Linked DNA regions of Mus musculus: all the other regions are linked to region 2. A link is a loop called in an ENCODE intact Hi-C map of the cell type or tissue named here. Cell type or tissue: gastrocnemius. All regions are shown on one strand. Region 1 holds the start of Inafm1 (InaF motif containing 1). Region 2 holds the start of Gm38948 (a long non-coding RNA gene). Region 3 overlaps Gm32059 (a long non-coding RNA gene).

Region 1 (8,000 bases), 300 kb after region 2:
GGAAGGAAGGAAGGAAGGAAGGAAGGAAGGAAGGAAGGAAGGAAGAGTTAATTAGGGTACCATCCATCATTGCAGCTTGAGGCAACTGGGTCCATTGTCTTCCACTTGGGAAGTCTTTCTCCTTTGTATTCAGCCGTGGACCCCCAATCCATGGGATGGTGCCACCCACAGGGTGAAGGTCTTCCCAGCTTGGGTGATGACTTTCCCACATCATGCCCAGAGGCTTGTCTCCTAGGTGACTCTAGAGCTCACCAAGTTGAGGACCAAGAGGAACACAGCAAGGCTTTGTATATATGTTTGCCAGGTAGGCAAGCTCAAAGGCATGTCTCCACCGAGGTGTGGCGTCCCATGGCGGCTGTTTTTCCTGTATGGTAGAGTGGTTGAATGAGTGAAGTCCACTGCTTACAGGTCGAGTCACTGAACATAGCTGAAGGAACATGGAACACACTGCAGTTGCCAAGAATAGCACTAATGGGGTAAGCCACTGTGGCAACCAGCATCCTCTATGTTAGCCTCTGACTTGGTGGGTGGGCTTGCCTCTGATACCTCAGAGTAAAACTGATGGGGTGGAGGTAAGACAGAACAGCTGGGTTGCCATTTTCATGGCTGGAGAGCCAAAAGTTAGAGTGTATCAGTTAGATGGGTGCTTAAAAGCCATTGACTTGAAACCCAGAGTATGAATCAAGATTGAGGCCGGGCGTGGTGGTGCACGCCTTTAATCCCATCACTCAAGAGGCAGAGGCAGGTGGATTTCTGAGTTTGTGGCCAGCCTGGTCTACAAAGTGAGTTCCAGGACAGCCAGGGCTACACAGAGAAACCCTGTCTCGAAAAATCAAAAAAAATTTAAAAAATAAAAAATAAAAAGAATCAAGATTGAGGAAGATGAGGACAGAAGGGCTAGAGAGATGGTTAAGTGGTTAAGAACACCATCTGCTCTTCCAGAGGATCTGAGTTAAATTCCCAGCAACCACATGGTGGGTCACAACTATATAATGTTTTCTTCTGGTGTGTATGAGTACACAGCTACAGTGTACTCATATAAATAAATCTTGAAGAAGAAGGAGGAGGAAGAGGAGGAGGAGGAGGAGCAGGAGCAGGAGGAGCAGGAGCAGGAGGAGGAGGAGGAGGAGGAGGAGGAAGAGGAGGAGGAGGAGCCAGCCCTTGGATGCAATGCTTAATAGAGAGAGAGAATCCAGGATTCAACACACCACGGGCAGCACAAGGGGACAGTGACAAGCAAGGAACTGTCAGATCTGCAGAAGGAGCTGCAGATCTGTCACCTGGCTTCTAAGACTTAGAGACGTGGGGACTTATGGCAACCGCCTGGCTGCCATGGTGGCAGAACTGAGCAGCGGAGCTGCCTGTCCCTCCTCAGGAGGAAAGGTGCATAAGCTGAGACAATCTGAGGGAAAGCAGTCCCCACAGGCTGGCTTCTCAGGGACACTAGGGAAAGCGGAAAGACAGGTATTCCTGAGGGAACACAGCATGAGGGCACTATCTGAAGCTCAGTTCACCGGGCCAGCAGAACCATGCTCTATGAAAGTTAAGGGAGATGATCCTGCCAGGTCCAAAGGAAACTCAACTTCCCCAAGTTCCCATGGTGGTTAGATCAAAGCCAGCTTTCCTCAGAAATTCCTCTACCAAAAGGAGACGTTCTCCTTATCACCTTACCACCTGCAGAAGGGACACGTGGCTCTCTGTGATGCTTATTAGCCTACCCATGCTGACCTCAGACTCCCTCAGTATCTATCACAAGTGCCCGGTACACATTTCAGAGTCTGTGTCAGCATCCTGGCCCTTCTCAGCTCTCCTCAGCTCCTCCCCTACCATGACTCCCCCAGCTCCTGGCTCCCTTCCTCCAGCTGCTCATTCTCCCCATAACCCTGCCGTTCCCACTGTGTGTCTGCTCTCTAGTCTTCCTGTCTTAGTCCTTTGTCTTGCTCCTTCTGGGTCCCTCTACCCCACCATGGCCATGTCCATGTCCAGTCTACTGCCTTCTCTCTCTGTTCTAGACTCTTCCAGAAGCCTCTGGATGATCTCTCTCTCTCTCCCCCCTCTCTCTCATCTACAATAAAAACCTTCCCTTCAGCTATACCACGGGGTGGTCATGCCGTAATGTCATTTATACAGATCCAAGAGGACCGCCTATATGGCGCAGTGAATAAAGATGTCTGTGGCACAAACCAGAAAACTCCAGAGTTCAATGCCCAGGTACCATAGTGGAAAAAGAAAACCAACTCCAAGAAGTTATTCTCTAACCTCCCCATGTGCACACATGACTAATAACAGCAGGAGGTTGATTCCACAAGACTGCGGCATGGTATAGGATTCTAATGGCCTTGCCGAGGAGGCCCAGGGTGTGATCTCCAAGGCATGAGACCCTCTAGAAAATGTGAATGACTGAAGTGGCAGCATGAGCCAGAGCCTCTGATCTGCCTGGCTGTGCGGTTGCTTGTAGATCATTCAGGTTACACCAAGGTCTCGGCTGTATGAACTGTCAGTCATCTGGCAGATCCAGCGTTGTGGTGGTGTAGCTGCCTTTGAGTCACCCACACCCTCCTATAATTAATGCCCACCCCCCAAATAAATTCACTTGGCAGTGCCCTGTCTGGGTGAGGAGGCATTTGCTCCTGTCTCCCCAGGAAAAAAATCAGCATAGCACAAATGTCATCCTCTGCTACACAGCAAGTTCAAGGCAGCTTGGATTATAGGAGATATATAGATATATAAAGGTGATGAAAATTAGTTTTTTAACAAAGCCATTAATTAAATGTTGAACTAGTAATTAAGATAAATCAGGCTTGACAGTGTGCCAAATTGCAGGTCCATAGTCCCTTAGCTGAGGTCTTCAGGGACAGATGCATTTCGGAACTCAAGGCTGATCCAATTTTAGAAAGGCCATTCTGTACCTATTATGCAAACTCCCAGGGGCCTGAGGCAGGCACTGTCCACTTCCCCTGTTGGACATGGTAATGTCTTTTTGCAGCAAAATGTGTGTAACAGTCACACTGGGAGGGAATAAATAAAAAATATAAATAGCTTGGTATGAACTGATTTGTCATCATGTGAGAGGTAAAATTATTCCATACCCCTGTCACCCCCAAAATGGTTAAAGTGGTCAGAGCTAGTCAGAATTCAAAGCCCACAAGCTGGACTTTGCATAGAGGTACACATCTGCAATCCCAACCCTTAGAAGACAGAGGAAGGAGGTCTGCTGAGAACCCAAATCCCTTGCCACAAAGTGGGAGGGGGTGACTCAGTGGGAAAGCACTAGAGAGACGGTGTGAGCCAGTAGACACAGGAGCACGGTGACAATATGGAGACACTCTAAAAACAGAGAAAGAGAAAAGCAAAGAGAAGGTAGCAGAGGGACACAAAAAAGGTTGAGGGGCCAAGGGGCTGGAGGAAAAACCAGGAAGCAGAAGGGAGGCCAAAAAGGACAGGCAAGAGGACCCCTCCCCCCAACTCACTGCTTGGTGGTGTGCAGTCTTTGAGCTGACAGGCTATGCCCAGGGATACAGGCTGTGACTCTCTGAAAGGGCTGAAGGACAAAGTGGAGACAGAGCAGAAACCAACGCTGTTCTCAGGTTTCGATCACTAGTTTAATTCTGAGCAACAATGTGTTGTCTTCCTTTTACAAGACCAGAGAGATTTAAGTACATTGCTGTACATCATCCCGTGGGGGATGCTGGTAGGACAGAAGGGAACCAGCAGGACAGGTAACACTCCCATCTGACAAGAGGCCTCAGGTTCCTGATGCTGTCCAGCCTAGGGGGAAGGCAGGCCATAAAGGAAACCCCTTCTTGCAGCTGGCCAGCAGAGTATATCCCAGGCCTGCCTACGGCCAAGCCACAGTCATGGGTAAGGGAAAATGGACTCAATCGCATGACTTCTTTATCAGAAGCTACACCAGTCTCAACATGGCACCAACAGCAATGCAGACCAGTTTTGGTTTGGTTCAGCTATATGCTCCACACTTCCAAAGCAGCAAATGTCACCACCCAAACCAGGACAAGCTAGCTTACGGGTGACATCCTCTACCCCTGCCATTGCAAACTATACCAACTGCAGTTTCCAGCACGCACCACTGTCTCCGAAGCTATACGAGATGACACCCCGAAAACTGGTAAGGCCTTTACAGTATCTGACCTTCAATGGCCCCGAAAACTGGCAAGCCGCTTCTCCCCATTCCAACCCAAAAATTACATGTGAGCAATGAGAGAGGAAAGCCTTTAAGGCCGCGCGGCCACGGAGCTAGAAGGGACCAGCGGCCGAGGCCAACGACCACAGACCAGGTAAGCCAGCTGAGGCTGGAGTTTATTGCCGATGAGCGCTGAGTCCCGGGAAGGAGCAAGGTGGAATAAGGTCGGGCAGGATCAGGACCGCGGCAAGGAGAGAGGCGGCGCCGCGCAGGCGAGGCCCGGTGGTGCAGATAGACAGACGCAGGCCACGGTGGGGGCGGGCCAGACTATCCAGGCGCTCGGCGCGCGGTCTCCCGCGTCGCTCCCGGAGCTGGGCGGCGACTGTGGCGGCGACTCCGTGGCAGTCCTGGCTGCGGTCGTGGCCCGCCGGAGGCCCCAAGCAAACAGGATGCGGGTGCGGCCGGAGGCGGGGCGGGCGGTGCTGCTCGAGCACACGGAGCGGCCGCAGCGCTGGGCAGGGGGTCGGCGGGGCCCGCAGGCGGCCGCGTGGGAACCCAGATGAGCCCGTAGTACACAGCAAGCAGCACAGCGGCCAAGGACACACACAGGAAGTAGGCGCAGACAGGGGCGAGCCGCAGCCATCGGCCACGGGGACCCTCGCTCAGCCCCGTACCACCCGGGCTCTCGCCACCACTGCCCACGCAGCTCGAGCCCCGCATCGCGCTGCCCACTCAGCCTGCACCGACCCCGCCCCCACCCCAGGACCGCCTCAAGCAAGCCACGCCCCTTCCAGGACCACGCCTTGTCAGACAGCACCCCCCCCCCAGCTCAGCTACATCCTAGACACGCCCCTACCGCCTCTGACCCACCACTATCAAGATTTCTTAGCTCTACCCCCTCAAGGCCACGCCCACTCGCTCTTCTCCCGCCCTAGCTGTCACATTTCCAACCGCCTATTCCTGTTTTCTACCTCAGCCCTCTCCGCGCTAATCGAACCCCTTCCTTCTTCGACCGACTGCAGCTCTGCACACTAGCATCCCTCTGCCCGCCGGAGCTAAGGTTCCTACTCTGTTGAAGCCGGAGGCCTACGGAGCTTCTGAACGCTAGCCCCGCCCACCGAGCCCCGGCCCCGGCCCTCCCAGTCTCACATCCCTGGACTACTACGAGAGTTCCGAGACCCAGTTCCCTCCATCACCCCTGCTGGCCCCTTCCCCAGCAACTCCGCACCAGCGTAAACTTCTGTTCCCTAGAGGCGAGGGATCCAGGGTGGACTGCAGGGAGGAGAGCAGCCAGCCTGGGAGCCAGGCAAACCTGCGCTGCCGCCCCTCCCAGCAGCATCTTCAGGACTGCGAGACGGCCTGCGGGGTGGGAGGAGAGAGGTGTGAGGATGAGAGGAGCACTCTCGTCCCGCCTCTTCCGCCAGCCAAGCACAGCAGCCTAGCCTGATCAGCTAGCAGCACAGTTCAAAGGTTGGCGGTAGCACGCGTTTAATTCAATCCCTAGCTGCAGGTTCCTGCACACCCAGGCCTCACAGGGACTGACTCCGAGGGTTCGACCAGACGAGTGCGGTCGGACTGGCACCACTGGGTCCTCAGCGAATTTAGAAGACTCCCCTCGGGCCGGGCTCGTTGCTAACCTGCTTCCTCCCCCACTAAGTTTAACCCTGGCCTGGACGGAGTGTAGCAGAAGCAGAGGAGCTGAAGGTTAGTACAGAGCGAGGCACCCTGGTCTGCTGGCGCTGTCAGCGGGCAGCCCCCGGCGGCGGAGCAGCCGCCACCACCTTGCAGAAACGCACCCTCTGGAAGTCTGTGATCTCCGCCGTCTCCTGGCCCTCGGGGCCCACCTCTAAGGAGACAAAAAGCGGTAAATGGAGGACCAGCCTGCCCGACCCACCCTATCCCGCACCTCAGTCAAACCCACCTACAACTTGGCCTCCAGCTTACTCGACCCTCAGGAGGCCCCTGAAGCAGGAGCCCCTCCAATCTAACCCTGTTGACTACTGGGAAGTGCTAGTGTAATGAGCTCATCCACTCCTCCCAGGACCCCAAACTATCCTGTTTGGCCTGGCCCCTTTCCGAAGATGTCCTTGGCTTCCACTCTCACTATTCCTTTGACAGCCTTTCCTGGCCTCTGCTCCACATCTTATTCTACTGCAGGGGAACTAAAAGATGAACACAAGCAGTAACCTGGCTGATCACGTTAAAGTGACCAAGATCAGTCTCTTGCTTCTACTACGTGGGATCTAAAATCCCACTATGGTCTGACCCAAAACCGCTAACCCTGCCTTCAGATAAGTCTTAAGAGCCGGCTCATTCATTAGTTAAAGTCGTTCCTACCTTTAATTAACCATGTTTTACTTTTACAGGATCTCTAACCAAAATCCAGTTTCAAGCTCAAAATCCTATCGCGTCACCCTCTTACCTCTGGGAATATTCAGATTTCAAATCCCACTTTTAGCTCCTTCCCTGAGCCCAACTTCTTCCTTGCCCAGCGTTCAAAGTTATTCACAATTTCTATTGGCTGGGGCCTTAGGGCCCACCCTTTGCACCCCAAAGGCTTGACTCCAGGCCAAACCCAGCACAGCACCTGACTCAGCTCATGCCCTGTTCTAAGCCCTCACAGGACCCACTCCTTTTCTATCCCCAAGCCCTTCCCTCCCCAAGGAAGGCAAGCAGGCCACCCACCTCCACCAGCTTCATGCATCCCACCTGGAGATGCCTCAGGCCCCTCTTCTTCAGAAGACTTCGGGGTTCCTGCCAAGCTGGGCCCGCTCTCCAAGGAGGCAAGGGGTGGCTGGTCACCTCCTGGAGAAGGGGAGGCTCAGTCAAGCCCCTCCTTTTCCAAATGTCTCTCCATATGAGGGGAGCAAGGGGGTTCAAGGACACAGTGGGGTGGGTGTCATTTAAGGAAGTGAACTTTTTATTGGAGAGAGGCTCTGAACCAGCAAGAGCAGGCTTTGGGAACTGAGATAAGGGCAGGAAGCAGGCACCAACTGCCCTTCTCTGCCACGGGGGTTGAAGGAGGTGTGGGCACAGCCACACCCTTGTGCACACAAACACACACACAAGCAGCCAGTTTCAAGCATTCGCAAAAGGCCAGGCCTCACCCGAAGAGTGGGTACCAGGTAAGTGGGCAGTGCCGGGAGAATTCAGTTCCATCTCCTCACCCCAGTCAGACACAGGCTGGTGGTCCTCAGAGGGTGAGAAGGGGATGGGAGGTTCAACAGGGACTGGGGACAGCAACTCCTGGGACCCGGCAGGCACAGGGTCCACCTGCTCACAGGTGGGCTTCCCAGCAGGCTCAGCTTCAGGCTGGTGATCAGGAACAGTTGCTGCTTCCTGGTCCTTAGGACCCTCTTCATCCTCTTCAAACTCTTCTTCCTCTTCCTCCTCCTCCTCAGTAACATCTTCACTCACGTCCTCCCACTCTTCATCCTCCTCATCTTCCCCCTCTTCTTCTCCCTCCTCCTCTTCCCCCACATCTTCCTCACCATCTTCCTCGGGAGGCCGATGAGCTGGAGCTGGGGTCTCAGAAGCCTGCTGGGAACACAGGCAGATCAAGGAAGTGCTTGGGACCTGTCACCCACAAAGCCCCATGCACACGCCCTACCTCATACCTGCTCTGCCTTACCTGTGTGGGTGTCTCCTCCAGGGATATGGACTGAGAGGACTCGGGGGCCGAGGACACAGCTTCCTCTCTTGTCTCCCAGCGATTATCGTGGTCACTGGAGTGGACAGAGCAAAGGGGTGAGGGATGGGATGTACTTCTCTTCAGAGAACATCTGGCATGTTGCACTGAGGGCAAAGGGGGCAGGAGACACAGAGCCAAGACAGAGCACTGTACCCTCAAACTGAAGCC
Region 2 (8,000 bases):
AGATGAGGAGGGGGCTGGGCAGACGTTCCAGATGTGGAGGATGAAGACGACTGGCCATGGCTGGGGAGCCGGTGGCCCTCGGAAGACACTGGGACAGGGAAGCCAAGGGAGCGGGAGGAAGACACGTACTCATCTGTAGAGTTGGGACAAAAGAAACCATGGGGTCGTTATCTAAGATGACGGAGGTACTTGTACACTGACCATCTTATCTTCTGGTCCAGACTGAGTCTAGACCAGTGGTTCTCAACCTGTGACTGGCAATTCCTGTGGGGTTTGAACAACCCTTTCATAGGGGTTGTACATCAAATATCATGCATATCAGGCATTTACATTACAATACATAACAGTAGCAAAGTTACAGCTATGAAGTAGCTAGCAATGAAAATAATTTTATGGTTGGGTGTCAGGAACTGTATTAAAGGGTGGCTGCATTAGGAAGGTCTGGACTGAGCTGATTCTCGGGCCACTCACTCTGCAGGCTCCCTTTACGAACAGCCCCCGAACCACCCCCTAAAGCTTCACGGCTCAACCAAGGTTACATGTGTGTGAAATGAACAATAAGAATTTAAAACAGGGCTGGAGAGAGTGCTCAGCGGTTAAAAGAGCACTGACTGATCTTCTGAAAAGCCCGAGTTCAAATCCCAGCAAACACAGGGTAGCTCACAACCACCTGTAATGAGATCTGACGCCCTCTTCTGGTGCATCTGAAGACAGCTACAGTGTACTTACATATAATAATAAATACATCTTTAGGCCAGAGTGTCTAGGACCAGAGTGAGTGGGGTCAAACAAAGCGAGCAACCTTTATTCCCAGCAACCACATGATGGCTCACAACCATCAGTATAGCTACAGTGTACTCAGAAACATAAAATAAGTAAAATAAATCTAAAAAAAAAAAAAAGTTAAAACAAAAAGTACGTCCTTATGGGGCTAGAGAGATGCTCTTAACCTCTAAGCACTGACTGCTTTTTCAACATCCAGAGTTCAATTCCCAGGTGGCTCACAACCATCTGTAATGGGATCTGATGCCCTCTTCTGGTGCGTCTGAAGACAGCTACAGTGTACTCATAAATACAATAAATAAATATTTTATTTTAAAAAAGTGCAGTCCCAAGCCGGGTGTAGTGGTCTACATCTGCCATCCTGGCTTCTCAGAAGACAGACAGGGAGGATCTGCAGTACAGAAGCCGGCCTGGCACTTAGTGAGATCCTGGTTTTAGAAAAATGAAGTCTAAAACAAAACAGTATTAGAGTGTGGCTCAGTGGTAGACCCTTGCCTAGAATCCTCCAGTGAGGGGCTGGGGGCGTGGCTCAGTGGTAGAGCCTCTGCCTAGAATCCTCCAGTGAGGGGCTGGGGGCGTGGCTCCACAATACAGCCATAGCCTATCTTGAGTTTAAACACTAGCGCCTCAAAAACAAGTATTCCCAGGTTACGTCCTTGTTTTCTGATGTGCTAGGCTTGTGCTCCCTGTAAGGCATGCGTATAACCCCTGGTAGGTTGTTTGACTCATTCCCATGTTGCCTATCAGACTTGTTACAGAAATTCTTGCGCATGAACACAGGGTCCTGTGTAGAGTCACTAGGTATACTCAGAAGACACATCACCTTCCTAATGACAGAAAGCTCTAGAATATACCCCGAAGGATTCAGAAAGATTACACACTAGTGTCCTGATTCCTGTGAGTACCCGAGAAGGCCAGGGCTGGGGAAGGGGGAAGATGAATGCTGCCGGTGTTGTCGTTGTTGTTTAAAGAGAATAATGGTACTTGGAGCTGAATGTAGAAAGCTTACGGGGTCTTTGAAAAAGCCAGGGTCTGGGGTGTGACTGCATGCTTTCCTTGAACCAAGGGTAAGGCTTGCAAGGGTTAAGGCTCATTCTTAAGACTGGTAGAAGCACCTGGTCTACAAAGTTTAGCCCAGGACAGCCAGGGCTAAACAAAGAAACCCTGTCTCGAAAAACCAAAAAAAAAAAAAAAAAAAAGACTGGGCACAGAGTAGGTGTGGCAGAGACCTTTTTTGTGCCTCAGCCCTGCTTCTCTCTCACTCTTCCATCAGGCTGGGGCTGGCGGAAAAGCTCTTCATTTTAGAATGAGGCAGGGTGAAACTCACAGGGAGCAAAGGAGGAAGGAGGGGCTCTCACGCCCCCTGGTGGCGAGGAAAGGTAAAGCCACTCAACAAAGCCCTCGTGTTTTTGTAGACCAGGCTGGACTCAAACTCTCAGAGATTATTGTGCTTCTGCCTCCCCCGTGCAGCATGCCAGGCTGCTTGCTGGAAATCTTAGCAGCAGGTAGGTAGAGGATGTTTCACCCTCCCCTCCCCTCTCACCAGGCTTCTCCTTGGCAAGCTGCTTATCCAAGGCAAGGGTGGTCTTCTCCTCCTGAATGAACATTCGGTCGATCATAACCATCTCCGCAGAAGGACTGACTCTCTGGGTTGATAGAAAGGACATATGAAAAAGCAAATGGGGGAAGAGAGGATCCTGGCAGGATGTGGTCAGGCTCAGAACAACTGCCTCCTTTCCATCTTCCCTCCCAGCTAAGAGAACACCCCCCAGCCCCCACAAAAACAGTTCACAGCAGGGGGAGACCCCAGAGCTTGAGAATCCTACCCTGGACTCTTCCAGAAGCAAAAGCCGATATTTATTGAGCATGGCCTGGGTGCGTTTGAGCAGCTGCGTAGAGACAGTCTCAAATTCTTCATCCACTGGAGGAAGAAAAGCCGGGGGGGGGGGGGGTTGGGGTTGGAGTGGGGGTGAGGATGAGTAGGTGACACAGGGCACTTGTGGCCAACTGCGGGCAAGCACGCAATGCTCCACCCACTCCACGCTCCGTGGCCTGAATACTGAGGGCTGGTGGCTGAGCTGAGGGCACTTGGGGACATAGGGGGAGAGCAGTGGGGGAGCCTCACCTTTATGGTAGTCGTTGGGGGAGGGGAGGGCGCCTTGGTAGACATGGTAGGGCAGGAGGCGATGGAGGGCGTCCTCAAAGGAGGGGAAGGCTGTCTTGTAATCGGGGTGCAGGACAGAGCCCTGGTGTTTGTGCAGATGCTCCAGGAAGCTGTGGGTGGGGTTAGACCACACATACAGAGTTGGGGGAGAGGGCCAGGGAAACTGATCCTGGACCTCAGCCGCGAGCTACACACTTAACACTGCAAAGGCAAGCAGCGCCAACCTCGCACCCCGAGTTCCACTTGTCTCATGGCTTCCCTGACTTTGGACCAAAGTTAACAGGTAACAAAAAGGGAAAGAGAAGCCTAGGAAAGTGAGGGGACATCATTCTGGCTTAGAGGATCCAAAGGAGAAAGGGAGGGGTTGGGAGTGAGGTGGGAACCATGCTATTCTACCTCCTGCCACCAGGGGGCATGACCTCTCCACGGCCTCTAGCCTAAGAAAGTGTAGGGATAGGGATAGGGTTAGGATGTAAGAGCCTACTCATTTTCATGGTGGTTTTCTTTTTTCTTTCTTTCTTCTTTTTTTTTTTTAAGATTTATTTATTACTATTTTTATTTATATGAGTGCATTGTAGCTGTCTTCAGACACACCAGAAAAAGGCATCGGATCCTATTATAGATGGTTGTGAGCCACCATGTGGTTGCTGGGAATTAAACTCAGGACCTTTGGAAGAGCAGTGAGTGCTCTTAACCGCTGAGCCATCATCTCTCTAGCCCTCACTGTGGTTTTCCATGAATCCCTACTACAGTAGGCTCGGTTTCCCTATCACATGACCACGTTCTCATCACACAAGCCTAGAAGACCAGCCCTCTGGCACCATGGGGCAGATTTCCTGATACTGCTTTTTGCTGTGGTCTCAGAACCACACAGTGAGCGCTTAGCAAACGTGAAAAACAAGGAAACACCGTTTATTCCTCCAAAACAGCTCATAGGCCTGCCCTCACCCAACAGGCAGCCATCTCGCCGTCTATTCAATGTACTAAGGCCCTTAAAACATCCTTATTCATCCTCCCTGGCCTTCAGACTTGTGTGCACTTAACTCACGCGCCTGCCTGGACATGCCCGGAATCTATTCACACACTTACTTTCTACCTGGCTCATCCCCACCACACCTGACAAGCTGAAGAAACAGTGACCCTGACATCAAACTGGAGATGGAACCCCGGGGGCTTGCAGTCGGCAGCCTGCCAATATCCCCTATTGGCCTCAATCTATCTTTCCCTTGGCAGAAGGGAAACTGTGATCGAGAGGGAATCCATGCACAGCTATGGAGAGTGGAACCAATACTTTGTGGAGCAGTGGGGATGAGGCACATCTCGGGGCAGCAGTTAGCTGTCACTCACCAGGCTTCTTTGCTGGGTTGCAGTAGGGGCTGTTTCTTCAAGCTACACAACTTGCTGTCATACTGTGGAAGGAGGAAAGGTCAGTGACAGCTGTTGCTAGGAAGAAGCCCTCTTTGCCTCCTCAACCTACGTCCTCCCTCTAGCCAAGGACATAGATGGTAAAGGAAGGTGGCCCCAGCTACAGCACATCCCTGTCCATCAAGAGAAACCTGGTGGGAATGCCAGGTGTGGTATCATACGACTGCATCCTGGTTAGCCTTAACTGTCAACTTCACATTGCCTAGCGTTACCCAAGAGAAGCCTTAACTGATGTCTGGCCTCTCGGGGATTATCTTGATTAATTGAGGGCCCAGCTTTTTGTGGGCAGCACCACTCCTAGACAAGGTGGTCCTAAGCTTTGAGGCAGTGGAGGAGCAAGCCAGGGAGCAGCACTCCTCAATGGTCTCTGCTTCAGTTCCTGCCCTGGCTCCCCTCACTGACAGACTGCAAGTGTAAGCTAAATAAACCCTTTCCTCCCCTAAGCTTTTACAGGTTACAATCTTTTGTTGTTGTTGAGACAGGGTTTCTCTGTGTAGCCTTGGCTGTCCTGGAACTCCACTCTGTAGACCAGACTGGCCTCAAACTCAGAGATCCGTCTGCCTCTGCCTCCCCCGTGCTGGGATTAAAGGCGTGCAACCACCATCTGGCTGGCTACAGTCTTATTATCATAGCTAACGATAGCAAACAGGACAGCCTGTAAACCCAGCACTTGGGAGGCACAGGTAGGAAGTTCAAGGACAGCCTCAGATTCAGAAATATCTTCACCACTCCACCCCACCTCAAAAACCAAGGACGGAAGCGGCAGATGGACATCTATGAGTTCAAGGCCAGTCTGGTTTGCTTGCCTCAAACAGAGAGGGAGGAAAGAAAGGAAATTTTAAAAATGAGGGAAGAGAGGAAGGGAGGGATGGAGGATACAAGAAAACAAATCTGCTTGGGACATGTTGCCTAGGCTGTGGGAGAAGGCTATTAACAAGTAAGTCCAAGCCCTTGGGCCGTCCACTGGTGTCTATTCTCTGCCAGCCTAGAGTAGTTCTTATCTGTTTGGCCCTTGAATTTCACCATGATTAATAGCCTTCTTGTCTCCTCTCTCCCTCTAGTGAGTCTAGTGTTGATATCCTTAGTTTATGATAACTGGTCGTCCAAACTTTTTTACTTTGCAAAGGGTCAAATCCAGGGGTTTGTGCAAGCCAGTGCTCCACCCCTAAGCCACGCCCTCAGCCCCTCACTGGGGGATTCTAGGCAGGGGCTCTACCACTGAGCCACGCCCCCAGCCCCTCACTGGGGGATTCTAGGCAGGGGCTCTACCACTGAGCCACGCCCTCAGCCCCTCACTGGGGGATTCTAGGAAGAGGCTCTAATTACTGAGCCACGCCCCCAGCCACTCACTGGGGGATTCTAGGCAGGGGCTCTACCACTAATCCACGGTTGTATCCCACATTTAAACTGCTGTATTGGTGGTTCACCTCTGACCCTACAGAGATCCACACACCCTTGCTCCTAGCTAGCTCTTCTCACCATCTATGCTGCCCCTGCCATCTTCATCTCTCCTGCCAGCTCACTCTTCGATCCCTAGTTGCTCTGAGGTTCCTTACTCACCTGAATTGCTGGGGGCTTCCCTGGCCCAGACACGGTAGCTTTGGCCACACTCAGGGTTGGAAGGTTGCTGGCAAAAGCTTTGTTTTCGGCAGGAAGTAGAGGAGGGAGGCCTGGGGTGGGTGAGGAAAGGAGAGGGCCCAGGGGTCACCAGCACGAAGGCCTTTCCATTGTGAGCCCCCTTCCCATCCCGCAGCTATCCCACCAGTGCCTCATTCCTGAGACCTGGGCAGCCCACCCTCCTTCCTCTACCTGTTGGTACCAGCAGAGTAGGGGGACACCCTGGGCTACCCGACGACCCCTTTGCCTAGGCAGGCTCCTCACCCTACCTGTGGTGGCCATAGGTGTGGAGGCTGGGACATGGCTAGAGGCGGCAGGAGTCCCAGGTGGTGCCTGTCCACTGACTAGCACAGAGGCAGTAGGACCGGTGAGGGTCCCCAGGGTGGTGGATGTCTGTGGGGTGGTGGGAGTACCCCCAGCCTTATTCTGGAGAATAATCCCAGATGGCACCTGAGGAAGGGTAGGTAGTTGAGGGGTGGGACATGGGATCGCAGTGGGGTGGGAGATGCACTGGGCAGGGGTGTGGACACACAGTAGACAAGGCGGGGAGGGGCAAGGGGCCGGTTTCGGGAGGTGGGGAGTTAGGTGTCGCTGCTGATGGTTACCTGGTGGAATCGTTCCAGAAGTGCTTTTGGCTGGGGCAACGCTGGGAAGGGGGCGGTTACCATCTGGAAGGTCCGAGGTGGTGGAGGAGGGGGTGCCGTGGGCTCAGGGACCATGTGGAGGGCTGGTGGCGGAGTAGGGGACTTATGGGGTCCCTGGCTCGGTGGGAACTGGAGTTGGAAGTCAGGGGGTGTGGGGACCGGCAACCTGGCAGAAGGCTCAGAGGAGGAGGCCACGGCCGAGGGGGTGGAGGCAGGAGGGAGGTGGGAGGCTGGGGGCAGTGGGCCCTCTGGAGGCTGGGATGGGGGTCGCAGAGGAGGCTGGGGTGGGCCCGGGGCTGTGGAGGCTGGGGTGCTGGCTGGTGGTGGGGCGCCCAATTGATTCTGGATGACAAAGATGCCAGGTAGAGTTGGGGGACCCTGGGGTGGAGGGCAAGGGTGCAGGGTGGGCTCAGAGGGTGGGCAGGTCAGGCTCTGGGGCTGGGATGGAGGGCGTGAGTGGGGTCTTGAGGGTGGGCGGGAAGGGGGCCTGGCAGGGTGTGGGGAGGGCATGTGGGGACTGTCTCCCAGGGGGGCCTGGTGAGGTAGTGAGGGGGAGGAGGCGGGGCCAGGGGCTTTCAGTGGAGCAGCTGCAGGGATCTGTGCAGAAGAGGGAGGTAGAGGCAGAGTCAGGCTCATATTATCCTTGACTTCCATTTTCCCAAGACACTGTGACTCCAGACACCCTTCACCCAGACTTCAATCATCCCACCCAAAGGCCCCATTCTCTGCCTATCCCAGCCCTGCCTGAGGCAGGATCCCACTACAACCTTTCATCTTTCCCAGCTCTTCACTTCACCCAGCCACCCTGCACCCTTACCCACACCGCTATCCCCAAACGCCCCCCTCTCCGGTCTACCCTCAGATCTTCCCTGTAAGGTCCCATGTGCACCCCCACCCGGCAGACGAAGGCAAGCCCTGCAGGGTGTGCGGGTTGGCAGCAGCAGAGGAAGCAGTGACAGGGACGTTGGGGGTGGCGGGGGCACCACAAGCTGCTGAGCAGGATGCAAGAGGAGCGTAGCACAGGGAGGTGCCTGCATGACATTACACAGACGCCACTCAGGACACGTGGCTGCTGGCCAGTGTGGGAGGCTTCATGACCCAGGAGCAAGACAAAGGGCAAGAGGAATGGCCAGCCATGGGAAATGGGTGTGTGTGGGTGGATGTTCTGGGCACTGCACTTGGGAACTGGGCTCTTTTGCCTGTCTCAGTGTGCCCATGGCCCCAACTGTGTGTGTGTGTGTGTGTGTGTGTGTGTGTGTGTGTATGTATGTCAGTTTCAGATGGTGCCTGAGCTATCAGCCATACCACCCAGCTTTCATCCTGGGCCAGCACACTGTCCTTTTTCCTACATAGGCCTGGGCCACAGT
Region 3 (8,000 bases), 74 kb after region 2:
GAGAATCAAGTCAACTCCTCTCATTGTTTAGGGACGATGGAGAGGGGAGACCCAGTGGCCTGCATCCCAGTTCATCTCTTCCTACAAGCCTGCAGAGGACCCCCGATTCTCCCTGGCACCCCCCAAGAGGAACTTGGGGAGGGGGCGCACGGGACGCGCGACAGGAGGGGAGATGGATCGAGCTGCCTTTCTGTGGCCCTTGGCTCTCCCCAGAAAAGGCGGGGAGCACGAGGAAGGGAGGGGGGTCCCCAAGGCGGGCGGGGGGTCCCCGCCCCTCCCCCCCGTGGGACGTTCACGCTCGCCCCTCTCCTCCGTTGCATTGTATCCCGGGAAGGACCAGGGAGGGAACCGGGGCGCAAGGTTTGAGATCGGGGAGCAATGAAGGGGGAGCTCTCTGCAAGATCGGGGTGGCGGCGGTGGCGCGAGAGACCTGGGATGGGGGTGTGCGGATAGTGGTGGGCGCTGATCACAAAAAAAAAAAAAAAAAAAAAAAATCCAGCCTGAGCAGCGGCAGCAGGCGCTGCGCCCCGGTTGGGGGGCTGAGTGTGGAGTGTCGGGGGGGAGTGGGTTCGGCCCCAGCTCTGGCTCTCCCCCCCCAACACACACACCCTCGCCGCCGAGCCCCACTCCCCCCCTCGCTTTTGCGCCCTGTCACAGCCCCGACTCGCAGGTAGAGAGAGTTAAGAGATTTAAAGAGAAATTGCTACATTGTGAGAAACTCACCCTGATGTTTGAGCAGCCGTCGGCGCGGGGTCTCCGGGACGGCCCCGCACGGGCTGCACAGGGAGGACCCAGAAGGGGCCGGCCGGCCGGGCCGGTCAGCGCACTGCCTGATCGCATGGCGGGCCCCGGCTCCGCTGCGCCCGGGCCCGCCGCCGCCCTTGCAACGAAGCGGCCCCGCGCGGCCCGGCCCCGCGCCCCGCTCCGGGGAGCGCCCCTCGGGTATGCAAAAAAAAAAAAAAAAAAAAAAAAAATTTTTTTTAATTAAATGCAAAAAAAAAAAAAAAAAAAAAACCTTGCTGGTTTTGTGTCCCGCCCCCTCCTCTTCCTCCTCCTCTTCCTCCCCTCCGCCCAGCTACGAGGAGGAGCCACAGAAGGCTCCGCCTGTAGTGTGGCAGCTAATCAATCGTAGCAAAGAGCGCTAGAGCGGCAGATCTGATAGCCAATAAAAAGATGCACACTCTGTGGGCGGGAGCACGGAATGTCGGCACCGCCCCCTGCTCCTGGCACGGCCGGGCTGCTTGGGTGTCTGCTGGGCTGTGGTCGGCAACCTGGAGCTGGTGTTCGAGTTGGTGGTGGTGGAAGAGGAGCCAGAGGGTTGATACGTGTCCGTATCCCTGCGCCAGGCCCGCCTAGGAATGGGCCGTTGTGCTCCCTGGTCCAGGATGGTGGCTTCTGAGGGAGGATGCTCCACAAGGCACTTCAGAAGACTTGCAAAGATAGTGTGGTCGAGGCTTCTTGAGGAGGTGGGACAGTGTTTCCCCGCGTTGGACCCAGAGGGTGCCAGGCGATGGGGAGATTGGGGGTGACCTGGACTCCAGACGTGGCGTATAAAGTCTCTCCGAGCCTGGGGATTTTGAGCCGCTGTAGCGCAAGGACTATGGTTAGCCCTGCTAGATAGCCTGCTTCTTCACGCCTGGCCGGCAGCGCAGATCCGAAGCTCAAAAATCCTTTGAGCGACGCTTGGATTCACAGGTCTATTCCCAGAGCACTTGGTGAGCGGGCATTTTTAGCCCTGCTCAGCACGTCCCAGACCGCACCGGCCTGCCCTTCTGCACAGAACTGGTCTGATTTCTTAACGTTCCGGTCTCACATGCCCTTGTTTCTCCCGAGCTATAGAAAACCTGGTGCACAACAGTAGGTATCGAATAAATGCGTCGTATAAACGACTGGCTGATCTGTTTTGTAAGTCTTATCGTTGATTCCATGGCGGCACTAGGGTTTGGCGGGGAACTAGGTCTTGCTATGAAGCACAGGCTGGCCTGGAACTCGCGCTCTACCTGCCTTCACCTCCCAGGCGTTAGGATTATACTTGTGTGTCACTATGACGAGCTTAATTTCTTTTTATTGCTATCGTGAGGTCTAAGGATATATATAGTTAAGTAATGAGGGTGTTTTTGTAGTATGTGGAGGTCCGGGTGCAACAATGAAAAATTGTAAGAGGCTGGAGGCTATGGGCCATGAACAAACGAGCAGGATCCTGCTAAACATCAGCCTTTGCTACTTACTTGCTGTGTGAGGTGATGTAAATTATTTCATCTGTCTGTGCCTCTATTTCCTGTTTTCTAAAACGCTGACTGCAAGTTTGTTGCTCAGTGGATAAGGGCGCTTGCCACCAGTCCTGGCAATGAGTTCAAACCCCAGGAGCCACATTGGTAGAAAGAGAGATCTAACGGCAACCAACAAGTTGTCCTCTGAGCGCTATGCTTATAATGAATGTTTTTGGTGTCTTTTTAAAATGTGATGGGCCGGTTTTATAGAGCGACCATAAAGAAAAGAAAGTGCCTGCTGCTCCCTTTATATGGTGACGTGGTAGACTCCATTGCAGAAGTGAAGCCTTGAGTGTTCAACTTTCACGCTTGGGAAACCAGCACTGTGCACACTGCTTTTATTTTTGTGTAGTTGGCCCAATGAGTTGACCTGAGGATGTTTCCGATCAGAACTGCCCCAAGGGGGCTGGACGTGCAGAATCACTACATTTGGGAGATGTGGGCTGGACAATCAATAGTTCAAGGTCATCCTCGACTACCTGAGGACTACAGGAGAGTTTGTCTCAAAAAGTCTCAGGACTTGCCCAAAGGAGAAAGGGTTAGCCTCCATTTTCACCAAAAGGGAAGTGTTTTGTCCAAGATCATCCAGGAAGTGGGACCCAACCCTCTGCTGAAAATGTCCTCTGTGCAAAATGACCTGACCTGGGTGGCATTTGGTTGTCTGTACCAGAGCTACCAGCACTGGAAAACTCAGAACTTAAAGCAGGACAAAGAGCTAGATGACTTGAGGTCAAGGGGTTGACTTTACATGAGCTTATACATTCACATGGGAAACGTGTTCTAACTAGCTGCATCAGGAATTCAGTGAGAGGCATGCATTCCCTTGTTCTTCCTGCCTCGCATCCACCTTAGTTTATTAGGTGAGGCAAGGAGCAAGCAAGTTACAGCCTCAGTTTCTCTACATGTAGATCATGCTCTACAAGCACCAGATTTCATTTAATTTAGTGTTTGGAGAAAGAGGTCTTGCTACATAGCCCAGGCTGACTTTGAGCTGGCTATTTCCTTGCCCCAGCTCCTCCAAGTGCTGTGCTACCATGTCTGTCTAGGTTCTGGGTCTTTCTGCACTGTGGTATATCTTCTACCCCTATGATGGTACTCAGCACTTAGTATACAAGAAAGGTTAGCTGAGGGTTCAAAGTCATCTTCTGATGTCCAGCAAGTTCAAAGCCTGGGCTACACAAGACCTTGCCTCAAAAACAAAGGTTTGCTGGAAAGATACTATCTATGACGAATACCCCAGACCTCTTAGCTTAGGCGAGGGCTGTAAACACACGCTACTTGGAAGTCCTTGGCTGGGTGTGGAGGAGCCAAGACAAGCCAGCCCCCAAGCTGAGCAAGAGCTGGCACAGACCTGGGAGATCAAATGGCTATTTTCCCTGAGCATCCCTGAAAGCCCATCCAGGCTTCCAAGCTAGTGACAAGAGCCCAAGGTATTCAAAAAGCACTGTGGGGCTGGTGACACAGTTCAGTTGCTAGAGTTTATCCTAGGTCCACATACACTAGGCATAGTGGGCTGCACACCTATACCCCAACACTCTGAATGTATTCAGGAGCATCAAAAGTTTAGGATCAGCGCTTGGAGACATAGCTCTGCGGTTAAGACTTTGAATTACTCTTACAAGAAGACCCAGGGACTGTTCCCGGCATCCATGTCAGCTTACAACAGCCTTTAATTCCAATCCCAGAAGAGTGCATGGATACCCTCTTTTAGCCTCCTTAGGCACTGGAATTCAACGTGTATATATTCAAACAAGAATACCATAGTTCGAAATAAAAATCAATTTCCAAAAACAACAATAGTCAATCACATATCAAATCTAAGGCTCACTTGGGCTACACATGACCCAGCACATCTTTAGTTCTAGCACTTGGGAGGCAGATGAAGGTGGGTCTTTTTGAGTTCAAGGCCTGCCTGCATAATGAGACCCTTACTTGATGAAGAAATAATATTTTTTAAAGAGCTCAGATGGTGCCGGGCAGTGGTGGCGCACGCCTTTAATCCCAGCACTCGGTAGGCAGAGGCAGGCGGATTTGTGAGTTTGAGGCCAGCCTGGTCTACAAAGTGAGTTCCAGGACAGCCAGGGCCACACAGAGAAACCCTGTCTCGAAAAACCAAAAAATAAAAAATAAAAAAAGAGCTCAGATGGCTGCTGCTTCTTTCTTTCTTTCTTTCTTTCTTTCTTTCTTTCTTTCTTTCAAACCTCTTTTGCAGGTTAAACCCAGGGTCTCACACAGCAAGTCACCATCCCTAGCCTTCTTTTTCACTTCTTATATTGACAGGGTCTAAGTTGCTAAAGTTCAGGGCTTGAACTTGCTATCCTCCTGCCTCAGCTTCCTTAGCTGCAGTGATGACAGACCTGCACCACCAGGCTAGGCTGACAGTTTTAATTATGATAGTATAGTGGAAAAGAAAAGGTAGAAGCCCCGTGTTCTTGCTGTGGACAAGGCCAGATATTGGAGAACTGCCTTGCCCGAAGGGCCTGACATCATCTTGTCCTCTGAACCCTCCTCCAGCCTTTTTCCGCACATTTCTGCATATGCCTTAGCTCTTATCAGAGCCCTGAGCCTTTCAGAAACTCAGCTCACTACAGCCCAGCTCCTACCCTGGAGAACCTCGTCAGCGCCATCTGTCTACAGACGGTGTCAATAGCATCCGCTTAATAGCCTAGGTGGGCTTCAGTCTTGCTCTGTAGCCTAGGGCGGACCTGGAACTCTCCTGACCCCCCAGCCTCCACCTTCCGGGATTACAGCTTTAACCACCACGCCTGGATGGTGCTGTGAAAACCAGGGCTTCTTAGATAGTAGATTAAGTACCAACTGCACCACATCTCCAGTTCTATTTTTCAGTGTGTGTATGTTTCTCTCCTTCCAACACGTGGTTTCTGGAGATAAATTTCAGATCAAGTTTTGGTGGCAAGCGCCATTATTCACTGAGCCACCTCGTCAGCCCCTCTTCCACCTCCCCACCTCCGGATTTTAAATAAATGGCTTCCTCCACTGAAAGTAGAAACACTTCCCCGCGGCTCCTGTCAGGCAATGGAAGCTTCAAACTTTGCGCCCCAATTGTTTCATTATCCGAGAAACTGATGGCACACGATTGGTGCATTTTTTCTTTTGCATATAACACTTCAACAACCAAAGCCTGACTCCCGTCCTGAAACACTCCTGCCTTTCCAGGTTGCTTTAAATAAGGGTGAGAAGAGAAAGTTTTTACGAGACTTCCAAGGGCCCGGGTCTTGGTGGCCAGGAGGAGGAAGAGAAGGGGATTCCTTCGTAGTCTCTGTCCTCTAGCTATACCCTTCCACTGTGGCCATAAGGTACCCCTTCTGAGGACAGCCAAGACCGGAGCGCTGTAATCCGGCAGCAAAATCAGGCAGCGATTAGCCCAGCCCGGCCTGGGGTCCTCAGCACCGCAAGTGCGAGGGGCGGAGTCTGGCCTTTGATTGGCCGCATGTGGGGGCGTGGCCACAGCTCCGCCCCACCTCTACCCCCCACACACAAGATAAAATAGGCTTCGCGCCCTGGTGCTCGAAATTATTCGTGTAGTGGGTGTGGCTTATGTTTGTTTACACGCTTCTATTGGCTGCATTTGAATCGGCCCGAGCGGGTGGGCTTCGGAGGCGTGGCCTCGGAGGGCGGGGCCGGCGGCTGACAGCTCTTAGAGTACCGAAACGCTAATGAGGGGATTTTGGATCTGAAGAATCCTTTTGGGGTTTCTGTCAGCTTCCTTAATAAAGGCCAGTCAAGAAACTGAGGCGCACGTTTTTGTAAACATTCCTAAAACAAAATAAAACAAAAACCATGACTATGTTTTAAAAAGCAGATGCAACCTAGCTGGCCAACAATGAAAAACTCTGAAATCAGCTATGATCCTGGCCCACAGTGGGACAGGAAGTCACTGCAATAAACAAGGAAACCGCAAAGTGACACAACAGCTTTTGCAACCACTCAGGGAGAAGGGGAGTTCTGTAAATGCCAAAAGTATGGATGAAAATGGACACGAATCATTTGCTGATGAATTGCACAGAATAACTTACAAAATGGAAATGAATGGACAGGAGTTGGGTGGATCCTAGCTCATTTTGTAACTGTTTTTGTTTGTTTTAGCTTGGTTTGGTTTTTAGAGGCAGGGTTTCTCTGTGTGGCCTTGGCTATCCTGGAACTTATTCTGTAGTCTTCCCCAGTGCTGGAATCAAAAGTCTGGGTCGCCACTGCCCACTTCGTTCTGTAACTTTGTAAAGTTAGAAATTTGTAGCATCTACTCAAATAAATATGCTGTAAATTAAAATAAACAAAATACAAATTTAAGCCACACCTTACATATAAAGGTAGCACACACCTCTAATCCCAACAATCTGGAAGCAGAGGCAAGTAGATTTCTGTGAGTTCAAGGCTAGCCTGGTCTACCTAATGAGTTCCAAGACACTAAGGACTAAGTAGAGAAAGCCTGTCTTAAGAACATAAAAATTATTGTTACTTTTATTATAAATTAACTTCTGAAGACCAGGTCTTAGTTCCTGAGTGAGAAAACTACACAGGGGATGTATTTATTCATCATGGGCCATCACAGCTGGGGCAGAAGAGAGTGGCTTTATAATAACAGGAGGAGTCAGACCCTTCATCTTCAAAGGACACGTTCCAAGCCTCCCGTGGATGCCTGAAAACAGATAATACTAAACATTGAATACTACTTTTTTTCAATTCTTTTGAGATAGGGTCAAGGTTGGCCTTGACCTCCTGATTCTCCTGCCTCCACCTCCCGAGCACTAAAACCTTAGGTATGCACCAGATTGAACCCAGGATTTTGTGTCTTCTAATCAAGAGCTCTACCACAGGTTCTTTTTCTGTAGCCCATGCTAGGCTTCAATCAACACGCCTTTAATCCCAGAACCTGAGAAATAGAGGCAGGTGGGTTTCTGTGAGTTGGAGGACAAGCTGGTCTAGATGGTGACTTCCAGGACAGCCAGGGCTACACAGAGAAACCCTGTCTCCAAAAACATAAATAAATAAATATATACGTATATAAACATAATAGCAAAATAGACCCATTATAACAATATACTTAATAAAAGCTACTTAGAACTTAACCAATGTGTGTGTGTGTGTGTGTGTGTGTGCTTTTGAGACATTTTCTCACTATGTCACTTGGCTTGAACCTCACCATGTAGACCAGGCTGGCCTCAAATTTACCAAGATCCGCCTCCATCTGCCTCCCAACTGCATGCACAACCACATCCAGCTTCACTAATTTTTATACTTTATTTTCATTTTTAAATGACATTGTGTGTGTGTGTGTGTGTGTGTGTGTGTGTGTGTGTGTCTGTGTCTGTGTCTGTGTGTGTGTCTGTGTGTGTGGTGGGCATGCCTCTTTCCTTTATGTTGGTGTGCAGATTGAACTCCAGTCGTCAACCCTGGTAGCAGAAGCCTTGTACCTGATGAGCCATCTTGCCAGCCTTGGGATTTTATTTTTGATTTTTAAGATTTTTTTATTGTTATTTATGTGTATGTCCTATGTCTGTGCAAATAAATGCTTGAAGAGTGCAGACGCCCTTGGAGACCAGAAGAGGTCACTGGATCTCTTGGAGCTGGAGTTACAGACAGTTGTGAGTTGCTGGAAGCCAAAGTCTAAGTCCTCTAGAAGGCTTAGTCACCAAGCCACTCTTCTAGTTTTCTCCCCAAGTTCCCCTCCCCCACCAGTCCCCAAGACAGGGTTTCTCCACGTAGCCCTGG

The links. A loop is a pair of places that touch in the nucleus more often than their neighbours do. Peaks named below come from ENCODE experiments on the same cell type or tissue, not always from the same donor. Only the 100,000 strongest peaks of a DNase experiment are listed, where the experiment ranks them.
Region 1: a loop joins it to region 2, with 3.0 times the contacts of the local background. A loop is called at or near these places in 5 of 42 quality-filtered maps.
Region 3: it touches region 2 in a loop (5-fold over the local background); 34 of 42 quality-filtered maps call a loop at or near these places.

What each region holds. Positions count from the first base shown.
Region 1 is chr7:16,268,430-16,276,429 of GRCm38, forward strand. Inafm1 (InaF motif containing 1) reads right to left here and starts at 5,263. Exons shown (of 1, transcript NM_001136270.1): 1 at 3,584-5,263. The coding sequence starts at 4,861. The coding sequence ends at 4,469. It overlaps Ccdc9 (coiled-coil domain containing 9), which reads right to left. Exons shown (of 14, transcript NM_001382411.1): 11 at 7,773-7,866; 12 at 7,309-7,681; 13 at 6,827-6,946; 14 at 5,613-5,987. The coding sequence ends at 5,884. In gastrocnemius, a CTCF peak has its summit at 4,405; DNase peaks (open chromatin) are centred at 4,501, 4,968 and 5,422; H3K4me3 peaks cover 2,299 bases; H3K27ac peaks cover 2,232 bases.
Region 2 is chr7:15,972,757-15,980,756 of GRCm38, forward strand. Bicra (BRD4 interacting chromatin remodeling complex associated protein) reads right to left here. Exons shown (of 14, transcript NM_001081418.1): 7 at 6,595-7,230; 8 at 6,259-6,439; 9 at 5,933-6,042; 10 at 4,295-4,356; 11 at 2,909-3,057; 12 at 2,610-2,704; 13 at 2,327-2,429; 14 at 1-133. It overlaps Gm38948 (a long non-coding RNA gene), which reads left to right and starts at 7,567. Exons shown (of 3, transcript XR_003946607.1): 1 at 7,567-7,779; 2 at 7,987-8,000. In gastrocnemius, CTCF peaks have their summits at 2,154 (motif pointing left) and 3,350 (motif pointing right); DNase peaks (open chromatin) are centred at 2,152, 2,909 and 3,345; H3K27ac peaks cover 682 bases.
Region 3 is chr7:16,047,173-16,055,172 of GRCm38, forward strand. Gm32059 (a long non-coding RNA gene) reads left to right here. Exons shown (of 2, transcript XR_391166.4): 2 at 32-494. It also overlaps a transcript of Bicra not described here. Among named protein-coding and RNA genes, the nearest start is that of Gm32059, 5.0 kb to the left of the region's middle. In gastrocnemius, a CTCF peak has its summit at 4,901; DNase peaks (open chromatin) are centred at 787, 1,157, 3,599, 4,898 and 1 more place; H3K4me3 peaks cover 5,505 bases; H3K27ac peaks cover 5,808 bases.